Linked DNA regions of Homo sapiens: all the other regions are linked to region 3. Evidence: chromatin contacts called from ENCODE Hi-C or POLR2A ChIA-PET data. All regions are on one chromosome and are shown on one strand. Each heading gives the region's core, a stretch centred on a gene start or an enhancer-like site at or near the end of the contact. The rest is flanking DNA. Distances are from core to core; before and after follow the strand shown.

Evidence for each region. Hi-C counts contacts between places; a loop is a spot of excess contacts on that map. ChIA-PET counts read pairs that join two places held with the same protein, here RNA polymerase II (POLR2A). Pooled maps may share reads with other maps.
Region 1: a loop to region 3 is called in a map of naive thymus-derived CD4-positive, alpha-beta T cell, with 2.9 times the contacts of the local background. The contact joins the enhancer-like site here to the promoter of LINC01550 in region 3. A Hi-C loop is called at or near these places in 1 of 168 maps with a recorded cell type or tissue (naive thymus-derived CD4-positive, alpha-beta T cell) and 5 of 50 pooled maps. POLR2A ChIA-PET finds 5 or more read pairs at or near these places in 5 of 52 experiments (CD4-positive, alpha-beta T cell, CD4-positive, alpha-beta memory T cell, MCF 10A and 2 more).
Region 2: a loop to region 3 is called in a map of mammary epithelial cell, with 3 times the contacts of the local background. The contact joins the enhancer-like site here to the promoter of LINC01550 in region 3. A Hi-C loop is called at or near these places in 1 of 168 maps with a recorded cell type or tissue (mammary epithelial cell). POLR2A ChIA-PET finds 5 or more read pairs at or near these places in 1 of 52 experiments (MCF 10A).

Annotation. Positions count from the first base shown.
Region 1 is chr14:97,875,770-97,880,127 of GRCh38, reverse strand. No RefSeq gene overlaps it. Among named protein-coding and RNA genes, the nearest start is that of LINC01550, 100 kb to the left of the region's middle. Within about 2 kb of position 1,736, at least 6 of the 41 ENCODE cell types and tissues checked have a DNase peak (open chromatin) inside an H3K27ac peak, as active enhancers do; they include CD4-positive, alpha-beta T cell, where a contact is called at or near this core.
Region 2 is chr14:98,068,368-98,073,074 of GRCh38, reverse strand. It overlaps LOC105370655 (a long non-coding RNA gene), which reads left to right. Exons shown (of 4, transcript XR_001750876.2): 3 at 1-3,196; 4 at 4,564-4,707. Among named protein-coding and RNA genes, the nearest start is that of LINC02295, 65 kb to the left of the region's middle. Within about 2 kb of position 3,059, at least 2 of the 41 ENCODE cell types and tissues checked have a DNase peak (open chromatin) inside an H3K27ac peak, as active enhancers do; they include mammary epithelial cell, where a contact is called at or near this core.
Region 3 is chr14:97,975,163-97,979,857 of GRCh38, reverse strand. LINC01550 (long intergenic non-protein coding RNA 1550) reads left to right here and starts at 1,734. Exons shown (of 3, transcript NR_015430.2): 1 at 1,734-1,881. RefSeq lists an enhancer at 1,235-1,734.

The DNA of each region.
Region 1 (4,358 bases), core at 487-2,986, 100 kb after region 3:
AACTCAAGTTGAAATATATATGGTCTTGGGAGGAATATATATTTTTGATGTGGATGTTTATTTATGAGAAACATTTTGTAGGATTATAAAAATGTCTGTTTTTCAAATGCCTTCACTGAAAAGAACAAAATAAGATTATGGTATTGTCCAACAAAAAAAGGGGGATTTTGTGATTACCTTCGGTGGGGTTAATTTTTGAACACATCTTTGTGAAGGTCATCATGATGGTGAACTTTTAAGTCAGTGCTTTTGAAAGGATATCAGGTAATTACTAGTCTGCCGACTAATTGAAATGAGACTTCTTGTCGTATTCATTTTTGTGTTTTCCCAAAGTAACCAGAGCAGTCCCTGATATACTGGAAACATATGCTAAAGGCTTATTAAGAGAAAGAAATAAGAAGACAAGACAGAGAAAATAACATTTGAGAGGGAAGAATTTTCCTTTCTTTCTGGATATTTTTATCTGTGTTTGTGGATTTCCAAGGAGGAATTTATTTTTGGAACCACCTTAGACTTGGGGTGGACATAAATTAACTTACGGCTTTTCCTAAGATTTTATTCTATCATCCACACTCTTGCTTCATGTAAGAACAAGTGCTCGTTCATCCAAAAGCTACTCCATGCATCATTTCAGCCACCCAGGACTAGGAAAAGGACAGCAAAAGGGACAAACAATGGCTAAGAGCTACTGAAAGAGATTCCTGAAGCCGTCACAGTTAACTCCAATGTTCAAACCCAGAAATGGCCTTGGCCCCTTCCCCATGGTTTACTATTTGTTTTTTTCCAAGCAAAAAAAGTCCATGGAGGTAGAAGAAACTGTACGAAAGCTAAAGACAGAAATATCTTAGCACACTTTTCAGCGGAAGGTCAGAAGCACTGACTAGAAGAGGCTCAAGTCATGGAATTTATCTGAAGATGTAGAGTGATCTCCTGGAGATTCAGAAAAGGCCCCAAAACAGGCCTCAGAAAAGGCCTCAAAACAGGCTTCAGAACAGGTTGCCATTAAAGCAGTTCTGGAGAAATCTACACATTTCCTGTGCTTCTCTGGAGACCTCAAGACTGGGGCCTTCATCTTTGCAACGTGCCCACGGTTTGTTTGTTTCCTGTCTCCCTCTCCTTCTTGATCAACTTTTTTTCTTTTCTGCTTTTATGTTAAACACATGCCCCAGTGAACCCCCCAGTCCTCAGTGTACACGATTTTCAGCTCTGATCCCTACAGCTTTTTGGCAACAGACTCAGAATTCCAGTTTCACAACTCTTGGCAAGAGACCTCCTTGACTCAGCTCCCTTTCTGGCCAATTCACACAGCGTTGAGGTCCCTGACAAAGGCACATTTACCCTGACGCAAAGGAAGCTCAGGATCCAGCTCTTCACTTGCACAGACCCTTCCAGAACCCTAGGAAGAACCCTATGAGTGGGTTCCAGGGTCCTCCTATGTATTTGGAACATCACCCTGGTAAAATACTTGTACCCACATTGGTAAAGACAGCTTCTCTTTCTGCTGTGATTTCCTCTCCTTCACATTGGCCCTTGTCCTAGAGGATTTTAGAGTTGTCAGGGCATTTTTGGGACCCAGAAAATAAGAAGTTGAGTTGGAGAGATATGCAGTTTGGGTTTGTGTGTTCATAGTTCCTTGGGTGGATAGCAAAATATTGATTGCTCTCCCAATGCAGTAATGCCTTGGCTTCTGGAAGTACTTTTGTTGCCTGCAGCACTAGCTCACCTGGCACTGTGACAGCAAGAGTGAGGTTAGAGGTTGTGTTGGGTTAGGAATACATCCTCAGTGCCTGGTCTTGGAAGCAAGTGAGTAAAGGAGGAGTTCTAGGCTTTCAATTATACAGAGACAAAAGCTAATTTGTGAAAATTTTTTCCACTTATCAAGCGAGGAATATTGTAAGAGAGTATTGTTCTCACTAATGTCCGGTAGAAATGGATGTTCCATCAGAAATACACTAGATCATACTATATATTCAAGCATAAACACATAGAACTCTTTAAAAAATGGAATTCATTGTTAGGGATAAACCTCTTGTAGAATTATAATCAGCAAATGCATTTGAAACAGCTCATCTATATAGGAGATTTGACAATAGTTTATATGTTTGGCCACATCTTAATAATCTATATGATGCTACCAATAATGTGTAGTGAAGTTGAAAAGGACTTTTTTCAAAGTATAATTAAGAAAAAAAAATAAATCACCCATGAATTATTTTTCTATTCTCTGTGGAGTTAATGATATATCAAAATATTAGTTATATGTACATTCAGTCAAAAATGCAGGGGAGGCAGGATGTGGTGGCTCATGCCTGTAATCCCAGCACTTTGGGAGGTGGAGGCAGACAGATCATATGAGGTCAGGAGTTTGAAACTGGCCTGGCCAACATGGTGAAACCCCATATCTACCAAAAATACAAAAATTAGCCGGGCATGGTGGTGGGCGCCTGTAATCCCAGCTACTCGGGAGGTCGAGGCAGGAGAATCACTTGAGCCTGGGAGGCGGAGGTTGCAGTGAGCAGAGATCATGCCATCGCACTCCAGCCTGGGCAACAGAGGGGGAAAAAGAAGAGAAAGAAACAGAAAAAAAAAAACACAGGGGTAAAGAATTTTTGAGCTGTTTCAGGCAGAAAAGTAATAAAAGTTAAGTTGCTATTCTGTATATTTGCCGACTTCTATGAATTTACAATTTGTTGAAATGTATTTTCTCATTCTAAATATATATTTGATGACCTATATCACTTTATATTCTTTTTCAAAAACAGGATCCCCCAAATGCATAGGCACAGGCCTCCCAAACCCAGATCTGCTCTGTTCACTGGAGAGTGGAGACTAGTTGGGTTAGCCAGGTTCAGATGGTCACTGTTGGTTTCATCATCTGTGACAGAATGGTTGGGGTAGAGAGGACTAGAAACAGATACACAGGACAGGACACAGGACACGGTTTCTATGTCATTCAGCTATGCGAATGGTCAGAAGGGGTGATAAGAAACTCTGCATCCGAAACACAGCCTTAAAAGACACCAATGATAAGTGGTGCCTTTCTCTTGAGGATCTCACCATCTACTGACAGAATAAACGGAAAGTGTTACTGTTATCTTCATGTTTGTAGATGGTGCAGTGAGACTTAAAAAGGAAGTAAATAATCCTAGTTATTCAATCACCATATTTGTGTTCAGTGCTTTGCAAATAGGAATTTATTTAATCTCCAGATACCCTGATGAGTTAAGTACCCTTCTTATTCCTACTTTACAGAAGAGAAAATTGAGGCACACAGACATGTACTAAGTTGCCCCAAATGACCCAGCTCATTATTGGCAAGGCAGTGATTTACACCCAGGCATTCTTGGTGCTCCCAACCATGGCACCAGGCAGAGGGAAGAAAGAAGTGTGAGGGAGCCTCCATCAAGGCAGCAGCTATGTGGTGAAACCCTCCAAATTCCCTTCAGACACCAAATAAATTAAGGGGCCACCTCTATTTTTTTTAAATTAAACTTTAAGTTCTGGGGTACATGTGCAGAACGTGCAGGTTTGTTACATAGGTATACACATGCCCTGGTGGTTTGCTGCACCAATCAACCCGTCATCTACATTAGGTGTTTCTCCTAATGCTATCCCTCTCCTACCCTCAATCCCCCAACAGGCTCTGGTGTGTGATGTTCCCCTCCCTGTGTCCATGTGTTCTCATTGTTCAACTCCCACTTATGAGTGAGAACATGCTGTGTTTTATTTTCTGTTCCTGTATTAGTTGGCTGAGAATGATGGTTTTCAGCTTCATCCATGTGCCTGCAGAGGACATGAACTCACCTTTTTTAATGGCTACATAGTATTCCATGGTGTATATGTGCCACATTTTCTTTATCCGGTCTATCATTAATGGGCATTTGGGTTGGTTCCAAGTCTTTGCTATTGTGAATAGTGCCACAATAAACATACGTGTGCATGAGTTTTTATAGTAGAATGATCTATAATCTTTTGGGTACATACCCAGTAATGGGATTGCTGGGTCAAATGGTATTTCTGGTTGTAGATGCTTGAGGAGTCGCCACACTGTCTTCCACAATGGTTGAACTAATGTACACTCTGACCAACAGTGTAAAAGCATTCCTGTTTCTCCACATCCTCTCCTCTTATCTTAGGCTGTTGCAGAAGAGTCAGGCACCTGAAGGGAGGAGTTGTCGGAAATCACAGATATGGCAGCCTGAGAGCAAGAGACTCAGGGACTCAAGAACACATTTAATAGCGTGACACAAGAACTGAAAAGCACAGAAAACCTGGTGTCCTTCTGTGTGTGATCAAATGGTCCTATGCCCCCTTTGTAGCTCTGACAGTCACTCTGACAGTACTGTCATTGACATTCT
Region 2 (4,707 bases), core at 1,810-4,309, 92 kb before region 3:
GAAAATAAATATCTGTTGTTCAAGCCACCCAGTTGGTGGTATTATGTTATGGCAGCCTGAGCTAAGTTTATATTCTCAGAGTAATCCCTATGCTTCAGGCCATATGCCAGTTGCTTCTTTTGTTTGGAATGCCTTTTCTGAGGATCATTTGATCGATCACCCCCTTGAGGATCAAATGATCCTCAGGTCAAGTTCCTGAAAGGCACCCTGGATTTTTCTAGATTGAAAGGGTATCCTTGCTTAGTGCTTACTTAGCACCTCATGCCCCTTCTCTTGTAATGTTGAACCCATTGTTTTGAAAATGTGGCGTTGCCTGATTTGACCCTTAACTAAGCTTTAAATACCTTGAGGCCCTAAACTCAGACTTACATCTTGGTGTTTGTAGAACCCACCAACCCACCTTAGTATACGTCAGGGACTCAGATGTCATCACTGCTCATAGAGTAGATTGACTGATGGATGGGTGAAATGAATTGGTAAGTAAACAAAGACTAGATGGATGGATAGACAAGTGGCTGGCTGGATGGGTAGACGGGTGGATGAATGGATAGTTGGATGAATCGGTGGATGAGTGGATGGATAGATGAATAAATGGATGGGTAGGTGGATGGGTGCATGAATGGATAGATGGATGGAAGGATGGATGGATAGATGGATGGAAGGATGGATGGATAGATTAATGGATGGATGATTAGATGCGTAGTCGTCTAAAAGCCTGTTGCCTTTCCTAGTTCAGAGCTCCCAGAAGTACACAGGATAGGAAGGGGTGGAGGTTGAGGCACCAGAGTATTCTTCCCTAATGTACCATGTTCTCTTCATCAAACCTTTATAACTAAAATGTCTTTACTTGTTCCCTTTAGTGCCCGTGCCCACTGGCTGCTGAATCTTTACAGCATTGAATAGATATTCTTAGATCTTTGTCTAGAAGCACTCTGGTCACTTTATTTATTTTGGATGTTGTCACATCCCATTGTTGGGCTAATTTCTATTCAAAGTAGAGTCTGCAGAATAATATGAAATAGCAGTAACTATGAATCAAGAACTTCAACAAATGACCGTCTCATTTAATTCTTACAAAAAAATACCTCAAAACTGGTATTATTAACCTCATGTTATAGCTGAAAGCCATGAGGCACAGCCAATTGAGGGCAAAGACAGGATTCAAATTGTGTGTCTGCAGCCCTAGTCCAAAATCGCAAGATGAATGAGCAGCTCTGCTGCCCTGTGCCTTCTTGAAAGATGGACATCAGTGCTATCTGGAATTGCACCTGCATTTTCTGCAAGAAGAATTAGGCTGGGAGACATATTTCTCTTTGAAATAGTTTCACTAGGGACATTTCCTACTGTGCTGAAAGCTGACCTCTTGGACAAACACACTGTCATAAAATCATGCTATTTGCTACAAGTGCATTGGGAGTTTTAAATCATCAAACTAAAGTACCCCAGGCTCTGACAGTAAAATTTTCATTCAAAGAAGGACTCAGCTTCACAACATAATAAATTATATATGACTGGGACATATAAAACATTTAAAGGTATACAGAATTTCTCTGCATTTGTGTTCAGTGAGTGAGTTCAGCTCTTGAAGTACTTTTTTATGTCAATCCTGCCTATTCATAAGAAGAAAATAGGCCCCTTTTTCTTTCTCTGCAAATGAGAACCACAAAACAAGTTGCCTTCATCCCATGTTCTAAAGTTCAGATTTTATATTTGGTTTTTTCTCTTTTTTCTCCAAGAATGTGCTGGGTGAGGCAATGACACAGTGATAGCAGGACTGCAAGTGCAGCCTGTGTTGACCTCTGAAACCTGAGTAATTAAACATCAGAGACACCCACCAGAGAGACTGGAGGGGGCCAACCAAGACATGTTAGGATTTGGATTGGGGGCTATAGGTAAAGAGCGAAGCTCATACAAATAAAAGCTGTAATTACCAGGAACCACTTTTTAAAGGGTGCTGAGTTTAGAGAGACATGTATTAAAATGATTGAAACATTGCATTCCAAGATACAAGGTGACATGCACTATCCTGGCACATGGTAGGCAATAAATGACAAGATATCTTGTCTTTCTGGACAGAAAGATGGTCCTAGCATAATGCTAATACACTAGTGTGTATTTGTCAGCAATTGCTGTGTTAATGCTATATAACAAACTACCCTCCAAATCAGTGGCTTGCAACAACAAACATGTTCATGTTTATGAGTCATCTGCTATTTGACTGAGCTAGGCTGGGGTCTTTCCTGAGTGGCTCTAAAGCAGGATCATGAGCAGCTGGACTTGCCTGTAGACTGAGGATTGTGTTCAATACCATGCTGTGTGTTTCTTCCTTCTCTTTGGACTGGAGCCATTAGAGGCATGCTCTGCTCTTGGTGAATGGCAGGAATCCAAGAGTCAACAAAAACAGGCAATGCCTTAGGGGGCCTTGGTTCAAAACTGGCTCACTGTCCTTCTAACTAATTCCACTGGCCCAAGCAAGTCATATGCCCAACACTGATATTAGTGGGGCAGAGGAATATCACATCTGTGAGTGGTCTTAAAAGTCACGTGGCCAAAGGCATGAATATATAATTCAAATACATCTAGAGTATGAAGAATTGCAAACACTTTTATCTACCTCTCCTGGGCTTTCCTGATCCTAATCTGCTGCAAAACTTTGAGTAAAACCATCTCTGTCTCCAATTCCAGCAGCAATCAAAGTGTGGCCCTGATCAACAGCACCAGCCTCACCTTGGAATTTATTAAATATGCAAATGTCTCATGGCTCCTCCTAGACCTTGTGAATCAGAAACCTAAGTTCAGGTAGTTAAAGTTACTTTTGCAAGTTCACATGGCACTAAGTGAGGGTCTGACCCCAAAGCGCCTGTTCTTTTCATACATCTCACTGTCTACCAGGAAGAAGGGGGAAGGGAAACAAGCAGAGTTGGCAAGTTAGTCAATATTTTCTTAAATGAAAATGAGAGTTAAAAGCACTTCCCAAGTATGCAGACAGCTCCATTCATGTGCCTTTCACCTCTTGCCAAGCCCACATTCCAGTGGTGGTATTTGGTTAATCATCCTTTGTGCAGAAACTTGATCCCAACCCTCAGGTCCTTCACTGTGATTTAGTCTATTTTTGTTTTCTGAAATCATGTCTGTTTCCTCGGTGACTTCCAGGCCCTCCCAGCCCTGGAAGAGGAATAGTGAGGCCTCTTGACAGGTAAAAGCCCCTTGTCCTCACAGGCAGCCTGAGCCTGAGGGGCCTCCCCTCTGGCAGCCACTATGCTGCAGGGTGACATCCCCTGAAGACGTGAGTGAGGGTCAGCAATGTGCTGGGCACAGGCAGCACTGGGAGCTGGATGGAGCATCTGCATTTAGTGACACAGGGCCCTATGGCTGGGGAGGGACAGGCTCAGGCCACCACTGGCCAGAAGGGCTGAGAACTGAGAGCCAAGGGTCTGGTTCAGACACAACGGTCTGGTCCTGACTCTTCGGAGCTGTGTGAGGGAGACAGACTTCCTGGGCTTTAGGAAGGTTATCTACCAGTGTGGATGAAGATCATTCTTATTATATTATATATGTTACTATATAGTAAGATAGAAAATAGCACATATTAATACAATATAACACTATATCATATTATAACACGTGTACATATATGCTAAAATATTAATATGTTAGATTTTTATATAACTATATATAATATAATAAACTGTCAATTATATATATATTAAATTTGTATTATATCAATACATTATTTTATGTCATTTATTATGCTATATTATGCATACTAATATACCTACATTATATTATTATAAATTGTAATTATAAATTATTACAAATGTGGAAACATGATGTATATAATATAATCTATTATAATAGACTGTATAATCATATTTGTGATATAGATGCTATAATAGTATTGTGTTATATTGTTATTACTACTCTTATTGCAATGGTCATCATGTGCTGGGTTTGCCCTAGAGCTGAGACTCCCACCCTGGTTTCCCGAAGTCTAGAACATGTGTGCTTCAACCCCAAGCAAGATGTGCCTCTGTAAAATCAGGGACTTCAGTGAAAGTATACTTCTAAATCCCCTACTACTGTAGGAAGCTGACTGAAAGGTAAAAGACACTGCAGACTCTGGTGTCAGACAAAGCCAGATTGGAGGCTCAACTCTGTCACTTAGTTCTGGGCCAGGCCCCTCCTGAAGTCTTAGTTTCCTCATCTGTAAATGGCGGTCATTTTAACACCTAAATTACGAAAGCTAAGTAATTGCAGAGATAGCTCATGTTTCAAGGCTCAGCAAATACCTGGAACATAACAGGTATCTACATAAATATGAATGTGTCTTGGGGGCACATGGACAGGTCTGGGTTGAACAGTGTCAAGTGTGCAAGCTAGGCCCCAGTTCACCAGCTGGGGACTTACAGACAAGCCTCATAAACTGTTTGAGACCTTCTGACATCAACCCCTACCTCTTGCTGTCATCGGTAGGGTGGAAGTGATACAGTGCACAAAGCTCTTGACTCTCAATAGGTCTCTAGTAATTGTCATTCTTTACCAGAGCCCCTGCTTTCCTTCCAGAGCTATGACAAGTTCCACTGTGGATGGCAAGGAAATGAGGGGGGCAGCAACCTGTTAATGAGACTCAAGAGTGTCAAGACCCATTTTTGTTATCTGGATTTTCAAGGCCGAGTTCAAACATGAGGATCCTGGAAAGGTTGGCAG
Region 3 (4,695 bases), core at 485-2,984:
AGATAGTGAGGTGTTGGGGAGCAAGAGAGACTACAGGAAAAGATGAGGTGCTGAGGCCCACCAACCTGTTTGTCCTCACCCTTTCCATCTGCTGAAAGGTGCCTATTGGGCGTAGAATTGTCTCCAGCCCACTTCATTGGACCAGGTCATCCCAGTTAGCCTGACTGTCCTGTTTGCAGGTCAAGTATAGAGGGAATTTTGCCACAGTAAAACATGCTCTATTTTCAAGTCATATGTGAAGAAAAAATAAATGAAGGAAGGATGAGGAAAAGACCAAATGCTGCCAAGTGTCCACTACAAGCTCTGGTTTTCTGCGGGGGCCACTGAAAGGTGTACAAATTGTTCACCATAAGCCAAGGACACAAACATGTGTGTGCGTGTGTGTGTATGTATGTGTGTTTGATGCCTTAGCACAGCTCGTGTTTGATGCTTGTGATGGTTCTATTTATAAACTTTGTGCTCTCAGATGGGACAACCAGAGGCACTTCTTTCCTGCATTTCAAGTGTTTCATTTCCTTTTTAACATGTCTTTTAAATTAAGGGCATGCACACCAATGCATGGGCTCACTCTCATCTTACGGCAAGTTGATCAGACTAGGGTTAGTTGTCTGAGAAACATGGGTGGCCTTTGTCACAAACAAGAGGAGAAGCAGTTCAGGGAAGAAGAAGACTAAGGACTAGCACTGTTGTTTTGGTGGAGTTGTTTGTTAGCTGACTGTCTACAAGGCACATGTTCTATCGAATATTCAGTGTTGGGTGCTGACTGTGTTACGAGCCTTGTACATAGGATTTAAACCCCAGAGCCACTCTGTGAGGCCAGAATTGCTTTGGGATCTTTCAGATGAGGGAACCAACGTGAAGGCTTTAAATCCTATGTCCAAAGCCACACAGCGAAACCAGAGTGAAATCCGGAGCATTTGAATCAAGAGTTGAATCTTCTTTCCTCCCCGGAGGGAGAATCGCCCAGGGGCTGAGTGCAAGGGGAAAGGCTGGTTCTGAGGGGAAGAAGCTGAGCATGTTGCGGCACAGGACTTAGAAAAATTTAGAAGCATCTGCAATTGTTTTCCAGGGGAAGATACCCAAAAACAATCCAGAGAAGGAAATAAAACGAGAAGAATAGTAAGGCAACATGGAGTATAAAAGTTGCTGCATTTAGGGCGAAGGAGAGAACCTCTCTGCTCCGTGGCGATATTAAAGCTATCCCCAAGAACGGGAGGTGGGAGTGGCCTGAGGGATGACTCCTCCAGCACTGCTGCCTGCCAGCTCCGGGCTGCACAGGGCTGAGCCGGCGCCAAGAATGCCCTCTTCTGGTGATATTCTCGAAGCCCAGGAAGATAGCAAGGCAGCCGAGACCTGTGTTTTCCAGATCCTGGGTAGATTCCCTTGTCAGATGTGGTTCTACTTAAGCAAATATCACTACCTTCTCTTTTTCCTCCTCAGCCCTCAAACTAGTGATAGGGAAATTATTTCAATAAGGTAAGCTGTACCTTAGTAGAGTTTGCTTCCTTTTTTTTTTTTTTAACCCCGAATAATACTCTCTATGTCATCTGTATATTTATGATAGCTCAAAGACATGGGTGTGTGGATCTAATTAAAAATGTGAAAGGGTTTAGCAGCCTGCTGCTTCCCTGCAACTCTCTGGTTGCCAAATCTTGGCAGCCGTGTTGAACTTGAGCCAAGCGTTTAGTCCTCAGCTGAACTGCTGCCAGCCTGCGCACGGCATTGTGGGGCGAGAGCCGGAGGGGCTGCACTGCACCGAGCTTGCACAGGGCGAGGCGGGGGCAGGACCTGGGACCCAGCCACCCCGGAGGAAACCGGAGAGGAAACCAGCTTGGTCTTGCTCTCTGCCTCGTCCCAATCCCCGGCTCTTACCAAATGCAGGTAGGACCAGCTAGGCCAATTTGGTGACCGGGTAGGGCTTCAAGCTACTAGGTGGGAAATGGTCCCTACAGTTTTGCTTTCATTTAGTCGAAATCGGGCCTTTTCAGAGGAGAAACAGTTCTCCACTCTCTTGCAGTAGTTTGGGCCTGAGTTTCAACAGTCGGATGGGGCATTTCTATTGAGTTCTCTGCTGTCAGTCTGAGCTTTTTTTGATAGCTTGGCAATTGTTCTGTGTCTTCTCTCTGAAGCAGCTGAGTCCAGCACAGGGTTTCTCAAACCCTGTTGTGCACACATGTCACTTGGGAAATCTTGTGAAAATGCAGGTTTCTGAGTCTCCCCGGGGAAAGGGGAGAATTCATGTTGCCAAGATCAGAACTGACTAGAACTGCTTACGTTCCACATTATGACTCCAGACTGGAACTTTTGTGAATTCAAGGATGTTAGGCTCTGGAAAAGTACATCTTGGTGATTTGCTGTCAGAGGGAAAAACAATTCAAAGAACTCAGCATTCTCCACAATATGTTGACAAAAATAAGGGGAAAAAAAAAACATCAAAGGCATGGGTCACTTTTTATTTTTTTTTGAAATGTACCAGCTATAAGCAAATTAAAGAGGAAGAAAGGGTCGTATTCTTTGTATACAGAACACCCTCCTGCAGAGTGAAAATTCAACCCTAAAAAGATCTTCTAATATACTTGAGGGGCTGAGAGAGAGGATGAGGGGGGACTTTGCCTTTTAACTTTATATCTTGTGTATTGTTGATTTTTCATGATGATGCATTTCTTTCGTAATTAAAAGAAGAGGCAGCAGCTGCAAGACGGCCCAGGAGCCTTCTTGGCAGTGACCTTCCCCAGGGCAGGCCACCAGGGTGGGGCAAGTATGGACTTTGAAACCACTTTGTCCTGGAGTGGAAGCAGGCTCTGGCATTAAGCTTGGGGAATTTGGCTAACATTGCTGGGCCTTTGCAATTTCATCTGTGCAATGGAGAAATTGGGCCTTCATTGAGGCACAGCTGTGGGTGCCGCAGACATGTTTGTGCGGGGCTCATACCCAGGGGTCCTTAACAGGCGTTTTAAAAATTCAGAGTCTCTCTCCGATGGGGTTAGGACACTATTCCAGATAGAATTTCACCCCGGCAGACTGCTTCTGAGCACAGATATGTTCCAAAACCTCCGGATAGGAGCTAATCACTTTAGAAGTCACAAAGCCTCTGTTCATGATGTTAGAGGAGCTCCCCAAAAACGAGGCCTTGGGGAATAGCAGTGAATTTTCTCTTTCTTTTCAAATGGCAAATTTATACATATGAAAAGTCTAAATGACATGGCAAATAAATCACAAGTAGTCATAATTTAGCCGGCCACTTTTATTATGAAACAATCAAAAGCATGCAGTCGGGACGATGGAGGGAGATGCAGGCTGTGTGGCCCCTGTGCAATTAGGGGGCTGATACTTCCTTCATATCCTAAGTTGGGATGGCATGTCGCTTGCTTTGTGGTTTGGAATAATGCAGAACTGGCTGTTTCTATCACAGAAAGAGGGAGAGGGTGTGTGCCGCCAAGAATCAGGATATTTCCAGGAAAATTTCACTCCAAGAGGCTTTCTTGAATCTCATTCCTAACATGTGGGCAGATGATTGTCTAAACCACTGAGGGATGATGCTGGAGGTAAACATCTAATTAATTAAAGAAAATCTCCTTCTGCACCCCAACTCCGAAAATGCCCCGCAGTTGAGAAACACTGACACACACTCACCCACACTCACCCACACACTCACCCACACTCACACACACACTCACCCACACTCACACACACGCGCCCACACTCACACACACACTCACACATACACTCACACATACTCACACATACACTCACACACTCACCCACACTCACACACACACCCACACTCACCTACACTCACACACACTCTTACACATGTATTTGTAAAAAAAAACTCCCTGGTGACTGAGTCCTTCGGTCCACCTGCGTTTGTTAATTCCAGGTTACAAACACCTTGATCTCCATCACCCTTCTTCCAAGAATGTGTGACCACAACCCCTTCGCTCTTCCAAGCAACGTTTGCTCCAACTTAATATTCCGGTGCTTTCGGGAACAACATTTTAAAATAAACCATTTTGGCACCTTGTCAAAGTCTTGTCTAAATTCCTTCATGACAACCACTCTCAGTGAGATTTTTAAAACCAAAGGGAGTTGGGGGCAGGGAAAAGAGGAGTTCCCCGTTTAGAGTCCTAATTTTAAACAGTATCAAATAAGAATGTATTTATTTCTCCCGCCCCCTCTGTAGTTCCCTCCTGTTCCCACAGGGCATCCTCAGCCCACCTCTATCCTTCAGTCCATATCTTTATTGTCCCCTCCATGGGGTCTGGTCATCTGGGTCAGTGGGAAAGGGTCACTGGCCATTGGACAAAGAAAGGCTGGGCAGGGATGGGGCCTCGGGCAGGTGTTGAAATGTAGTTCCTGGTGTTTGGTAGTAATCACTACAAAACAATCCTGTCTGCTCCATTCCTATCAACAACCTGCTCTCCTTGGTCTGTTGCTAAGAGACCAGCCTGTTGTTTACAAGATCCTTGGTGGCGTAGACTTCCATAATTTATAATTTATTATCTTAGTGTCAAAACTTGTGTTGGTTTTTATTTTATTTCACCATAGATCCAATTATAGTTAGATACAACAAAGGTCATGCATCTGCCGGTGGCACAGTGACTGCACCAATAGTATCCCTCACCACCCCTAAGTTTAGGTGCTGCAGAAGAAAATGCTATTATTAACTGAAGATGAATATCATTTTTTGTCCAC